2 separate regions of the Homo sapiens genome follow, and region 1 is linked to region 2. A link is a loop called in an ENCODE intact Hi-C map of the cell type or tissue named here. Cell type or tissue: endothelial cell of umbilical vein. All regions are shown on one strand. Links, peaks and the distances in the headings refer to the core of each region. The heading gives the core; the rest is flanking DNA.

Region 1 (2,920 bases), core at 206-2,705, 55 kb after region 2:
TAAGCCCCTAAATCAAAGCTACCACTTGGTAAAGGTACTGTTTACTGGTTTCCAGGAACTGTGTGAAAATTTATCTATGAATCATTTACTCTTAGCATGCGAAGGACCTTGGACAATCAGTTGTTCTAATGCCTTGTCTTTGGGCAGGCAGATAAATAACTAAGCTATCCAGCATAGATACTTAACTGACTTTTTCCAGGTCTCCAGGGATCCCACAAATTCTCTTAGCACATGCCAGAGTAGCTTTCCAGAGTTATATACAGCCTGAATCTCTTCTACTTCAGTTTGTCCCAGTTACTTTTTGCATGATTCCCTACAAATTTTGAAGGCAATATCATAAGCTTAAATGAAAACGCAAGGCAAAGAGGTTTTATCTGTACTTGGGGGGTGATTTTTAATTTTTAAACGAAGAAATAATTTTCCACATACCATCTACATAAGATGCACAAATTCAGACTGGAGTACTTTCAGACATTGTAGATAATTGGAAGACTACAAGTTCTAAGTAGTCTTGCTTAAAATGATTACTTTGAGGGTGGGATTTATACCTTTGACCTTTAAATAGATCACTGAAAGGAAGGAAAATCTTTGTGACTACATATATTAAAACATTTTAGGTTGGGGAATTATAGTTCTAAAAAATAATGGGAATATATAAATGGGTATTTGTTTCTGTCATGCATCCTTTGACTTATATATGTGGTAGTCTCAGATATGGTAATATAGTACCATACAAGGAGACTGTCCCAAATTTATATAAGAAAAGGGTATTATCCTGATTAAAGTGAAGAGAGTGAGGCCTTAGCAAAATTAAAGGGTGGGATAAAATAGAGCCCAATCTTGAAACTTTTAGGTTCGGTGAGTCTACTTATTAAAAATGTAAAAGGGGCATGAGAAATATATTGTGTGAATTGGAACTTTACAACAATGAGGCTCTGAGAGATTGCAAAATAAACTATCCTGTAAAGCCAAATAACTAGTTTCTTTTTAGAAAAAGTCGATCATTTCTTCAATAGAGGCAGCCATTCTATTTCTGACCTTTACACTTATACACAATTATTTTGTGTTTAGAAGTAATCTGCATTATGCTTTCTGTTCTCTAGTAAGGTAGTTGAAAGGTTGTCCTCAGTAGTTGCATAATAAATGAAATATTCCCAGTCCATTCTTTCGTGAGTTAGTGTGTTGCTAGTGAAGGTTATGGTTAAGATTCATTTGGGCTGTGGATGAAAGAAAAATGATTGGCAGTAAAAATATTGTTTCTCTAGGGTACTTTCTTTAATCATTTTAGAATTGCACTGTTGACCTCAGAACAGTTGGTTCAAACAGCACTTTTACTAATCTTTACTATGTCAGCAAGTAAGAGCTTAATGGATTTTGAATTCCCTAACAAGGTTTTCTCCTCTCCCTACTACTTTCTCGCCAGATTATGGCCCAGCATGCTTGGACAAGAATTATGGGCTTGGTAGAAGTGTGGACAAATGTGATGAAAAACTGAATTTTTTCCCTTTTCTCTTGGTCAGTGTGCTGGAGAAGAGAAACGAGTTGGCACACGCACAGTGTTTGTTGGCAATCATCCAGTTTCGGAAACAGAAGCTTACATTGCACAAAGATTTTGTGATAATAGAATAGTCTCATCTAAGGTAAGTTTTTGTTTTAACTCAATAGATGTTCATATAGTGAATCAGATAATGCATTCTAATTTGTGCTTCTGAGGAAACTGATGCATTTATGTATGTGTACATGTATTTGCATGTATATGGATCATATACCAGCTATAATAAGTATTCCTCTGAAAGACAGTTTATTTAAAAAATCACTTTGTCTTGTTATAGGTGAAAGATCATTCACTTGCCTTCCGTTATGATTCACAGTGCTTGTTGATTATGCATATTACTTTAAACCGTAAAGTTTGCTAAAAATACAAATTACTTACTTGTGCAAAGCTTCCTGAATTACCCTTGAATGGATGAACTAGGATATAAAAGAATGCAAATTCTTTTATAAAAGAATTTGCATTCTTTTGGAGAATGCTGTCCTGGAATGACTTTATTTGCATTTCTTTCTAGTTCCCCTGCCAACCCCTCCACCTCCCATCCCACTTCTCAAGTATTAATAGACTCCTACGTCCCAAAGGGTGCATGCTGCTCAGTACACTGCTTCAGCTGTGATCTGTTAAGAGTTAAGTCACTGCAGCTGTGTCACCGTTTGACTGCATCTTTCTTCAGCATAGTGTAGGACTAAGAGCATTGGCCTGGAAGTTTGAACACCTGTATTTAAATCCTGGCCCAACCACTTACTAGTTGTGTCACCTTGGTCAAATTAATCGCCCCGATTCTAAATGTCCTCGTTGGTGAAATGGGGCTAATACTCTGTGAAACCACTTCTTATAGCTCCTAGTACTCAGTAGTCATCATTCTGCAAGTGTTATTTAGCTAGTCTTTACCTCTGGCTGACCAGGTTAGGTGCTAGGTTGGCCTACTGCCATCTCTTATAGAATGGAATAGATCTTGAAGATTTTCCTCACTTCCTCATGTGCCCTGGCAAGGCAGAGATAAAAGTTGGTGACATTTGGTTCACTGTACACTTGTAATCACTTAGAAACTGAAACACAAAATTATGCCCTTCCTTAAAAATATATGACATTTTGGTTTTCAAATATGCATTTAATTTCTTGTTTGGGCGGTGATACAGTAGTGATCATGTTTTGCTGGGAGATTAACATGTGAAATATGGTCAGGACAGGTGAAAATTTTGTTGCCTAATGAGCAGATATGTAGGCCTATAGAACATTTTATTTTGGATAAAAATGTCTATTTCCTCTTAATCTTACACACTAGTGGCAGAAATTTTATTCTCAGCCAGAGGTTGACATACTTATGCCTAAAATAGTGAATAGTTCTTTTACTGGAAATTTCAGCTC
Region 2 (2,920 bases), core at 209-2,708:
ATAGAGGTGCTTCCAATTTCTGCTTTGCCCTGTCCACCCTTCGTTCTGCTAGCAGAACAGTTTTTTGAAAAACATGCCCTTTCCTTGCTTAAAACTTTCTGGTGGCTCCCTGTTTCTCATAGGACCAAGTTGAAGTTTCTTATCAGGACATACAAGGCCTCCACTGATTTGGCCCAGCTTCTTCTACACTTCCACAGCTTGCTTCAGGCACATACCACTCCTTGGGGTGCTTAGAACCCATCATGATTTTTCATACCTCTGGGTATTTATTTATGCTGAGCTCTCTGTATAGAATGCTGTATTAATCTGGGTCCTCTGAAAAACAGACACACAGGATTAAATTGGCAAGGGTTTATTAGGGGAAAATGCATGTGGAACAGACAATGGTGAGGGGGCTGAGAAGGCTGGGAGTGCCATTAGTCCTTCATGCAAGTCTGAGCCCTAGTGAAGGGGGGATAGGGGAGAGCTGGTTAGGCAGAAGGTTTCCAGACGGCAGTGCAGTCTAAAGAAGATTCAGAAAAGCTATTGGGGAGTGCAAAGTCAGCTGTTAGTGGAGTCCTGCAACTTCCAGCAACAGTCTGCTTTGGTATCCCTGCTGTACTCAGTGATTGGTTGGGAGCACCCCTTTGGAGGTGTGACTTAGTACAGACACTAGGATGAGTTTCTGAGGCAGATGGGGTCCTTAATCAGTTGTGCTCCTTGTAGTTGGAGACCCTTGAGTTGCCTCTTGGCCTCTTCTTGGCTACCATAAATTCCTTTTCTCTTTCGTTAAATTCCTCCTGCTTGTCCTTAAAGGGCCAGCTGTAAATGTTTTTTCTTCCAAAAAACTTTTCATTGAAGGAAAATCTCAGAATGTCCATCGTGATCCCACGTCCTGCCATGATCATACCATAATCTTTGCTTGGCAAATTTTTAATACATTTATTTGATTTGTACCCCTACCACCTATTACAGGACCAAAAATCTGTTAGGTACTCAGGAAGTGTTCGTTTGAATGAATGCATTGGTAGGGCTTGGACAGGCAGATCTGGGGAGAAGGTAGTTGAGGCAGAGGGAACTGCTTAAGCAAAGCCATAGAGGGAGAAGAATAAAGGATTTACACTGTAGTTAATAAATGTCTTTTTTCCCCAAATAAGTATATCTTCCCCCAAAGCTGTCATTTTAGAGAAAGCCTATTATGATGCAAAACAGTGGGGGAAAGGAGTGTCTTCCTGGCAGTTGAAAATGATTCATATTTGAGAACTTTGTTGAACAATGTTTTGAGTATTTCCTGAGAGACTTCTTTCTTGAGAGGAAACAGTTGATGGAAATGGAATTTTACTGCTGCCAGGAAAAGTGCGATAAAGATAAAATCTCATGCAACAACTACTACCAGAATAGAAATTTCCATAGAGCAAAGAGATTTCAAAGTCTCAGCTAATGGCTCATATGTATTTAGTATTCAGTGCAGCTGAACTGTAATTCTGTAATGGAATTTGACCAATTTTGAGAAGCCAGTTTGTAATGTATGAATTAGTGGAGACCCATACATCTTGACGTTTGCTGACTCTGCCAGATGTTGGTTATATTTCTGATGGAAAGAAACAGAGAGCTGGCTGGGATCCCAAATCTTAGAATTGCTACCGGCCGCCTACCACTGCCACATGTTGCAGTGGTAGGAGATAAACATGCTGAGGATAAGACCTGAAAAAAAATCACTCTATATCAGCAACTGGAGATACAGCCCATACTCCTTATGAAATATTCTACTCTCGTGGCCTGGGTTGAACCATGTATGAGGCAGGCACTCCTTTTAGCCCAGGCCCAAGTCTGCTCTATGCAGTCTTCCTCATATCTTGTTTCCCTAGAGTTACCACTTGAAGGCATTCCTTATTCGTAATGTGGTGATGATTAATGGCACCTACCTCATGGGCTTGCTGTGAGGTTTCAATCAGATAATGGATGCTGAAGGCTTAGACTGTGCCTGGCATAGAGTAAGTGCTCAATAAATGGTAGCTAGAGTTCTTTTATTATGCAATAGAAGCAGGACTCTGAGGGTAACATCTTAATATTTCCAGTTGAATGTTATCAAAGTCAGTTGTTCATGCATTTGTTAAATTATGGGCCATAGCAACCCAACTCTATGGACCTGGGCTGCTGTGTCCCAGACTGTAATTAACACACAGTTGCTTATATCTGTCTTTTCTTCCAAGTGAGGACAGTTTGTTATGACTTGTAGATTAAGCAAAATTACTTGCTTCTCCATTGTGTGCTAACCTGGTGTAGAATACCTTTTCTTGTCTGTCTTATTTACCATCTCTCTTACTTTCAAATTTCTATTATAATTCTCCTTTAGATTACATATAGCTAACTTAAGAAAGTCCCAGATGTGAAAATAAGGCGAGTGCATGATGTATCCCCCTTCCCTTGATTTTTGCTGATCAGGTGGGGAATCTGACCCAATAGCTCTTCTTCTGTATCCTTTCTTCCCTTTCAGTGGAGTAGTTCACATGGGATATTATCTCCTTTACTTGTCTTTTACTACTAAAACATTTCTTTTAACCATCTTCCTCCTTTGTTTTCCAAGTTTTGCCTGATTACATCAAGAACTACCTCCTCCTCCTCCTCCTCCTCATTCTATCCCATTTGAAAGCCAAACACATGAATTGAATTGTAAATGGTAGGAAATAGAGTATTACTATTGAGAGATGTGTACCAAGGCAAAGGAAAGCCATACATTAAAATGAGCAAGGGGAAAGTAGTATTTGAATTCCCAAAGACATCTCATACTCACTATGTCCAAATCTGAAATCACTCTCTATCTTCTTTAAGCCTTCTCCTGCTAAAGTCCTCTGGAACTTTGTGGCAGCCTACTCTCAAGATGTTTCACCAGTGGGTTTATTTCATTCTTCTTACTCCTACTATTCTTGCTCTGGGCCTG

The links. Peaks named below come from ENCODE experiments on the same cell type or tissue, not always from the same donor. Only the 100,000 strongest peaks of a DNase experiment are listed, where the experiment ranks them.
Region 1: it touches region 2 in a loop (6-fold over the local background); 8 of 110 quality-filtered maps call a loop at or near these places.

What each region holds. Positions count from the first base shown.
Region 1 is chrX:139,825,424-139,828,343 of GRCh38, reverse strand. It overlaps ATP11C (ATPase phospholipid transporting 11C (ATP11C blood group)), which reads left to right. Exons shown (of 30, transcript NM_001353812.2): 2 at 1,521-1,640. Among named protein-coding and RNA genes, the nearest start is that of MIR505, 97 kb to the left of the region's middle. In endothelial cell of umbilical vein, for the core only: no CTCF peak of the experiment used is centred there; a DNase peak (open chromatin) is centred at 1,583; H3K27ac peaks cover 505 bases.
Region 2 is chrX:139,880,180-139,883,099 of GRCh38, reverse strand. All of the region lies in intron 1 of ATP11C (ATPase phospholipid transporting 11C (ATP11C blood group)), which reads left to right. Among named protein-coding and RNA genes, the nearest start is that of MIR505, 43 kb to the left of the region's middle. In endothelial cell of umbilical vein, for the core only: no CTCF peak of the experiment used is centred there; a DNase peak (open chromatin) is centred at 1,359; H3K27ac peaks cover 2,388 bases.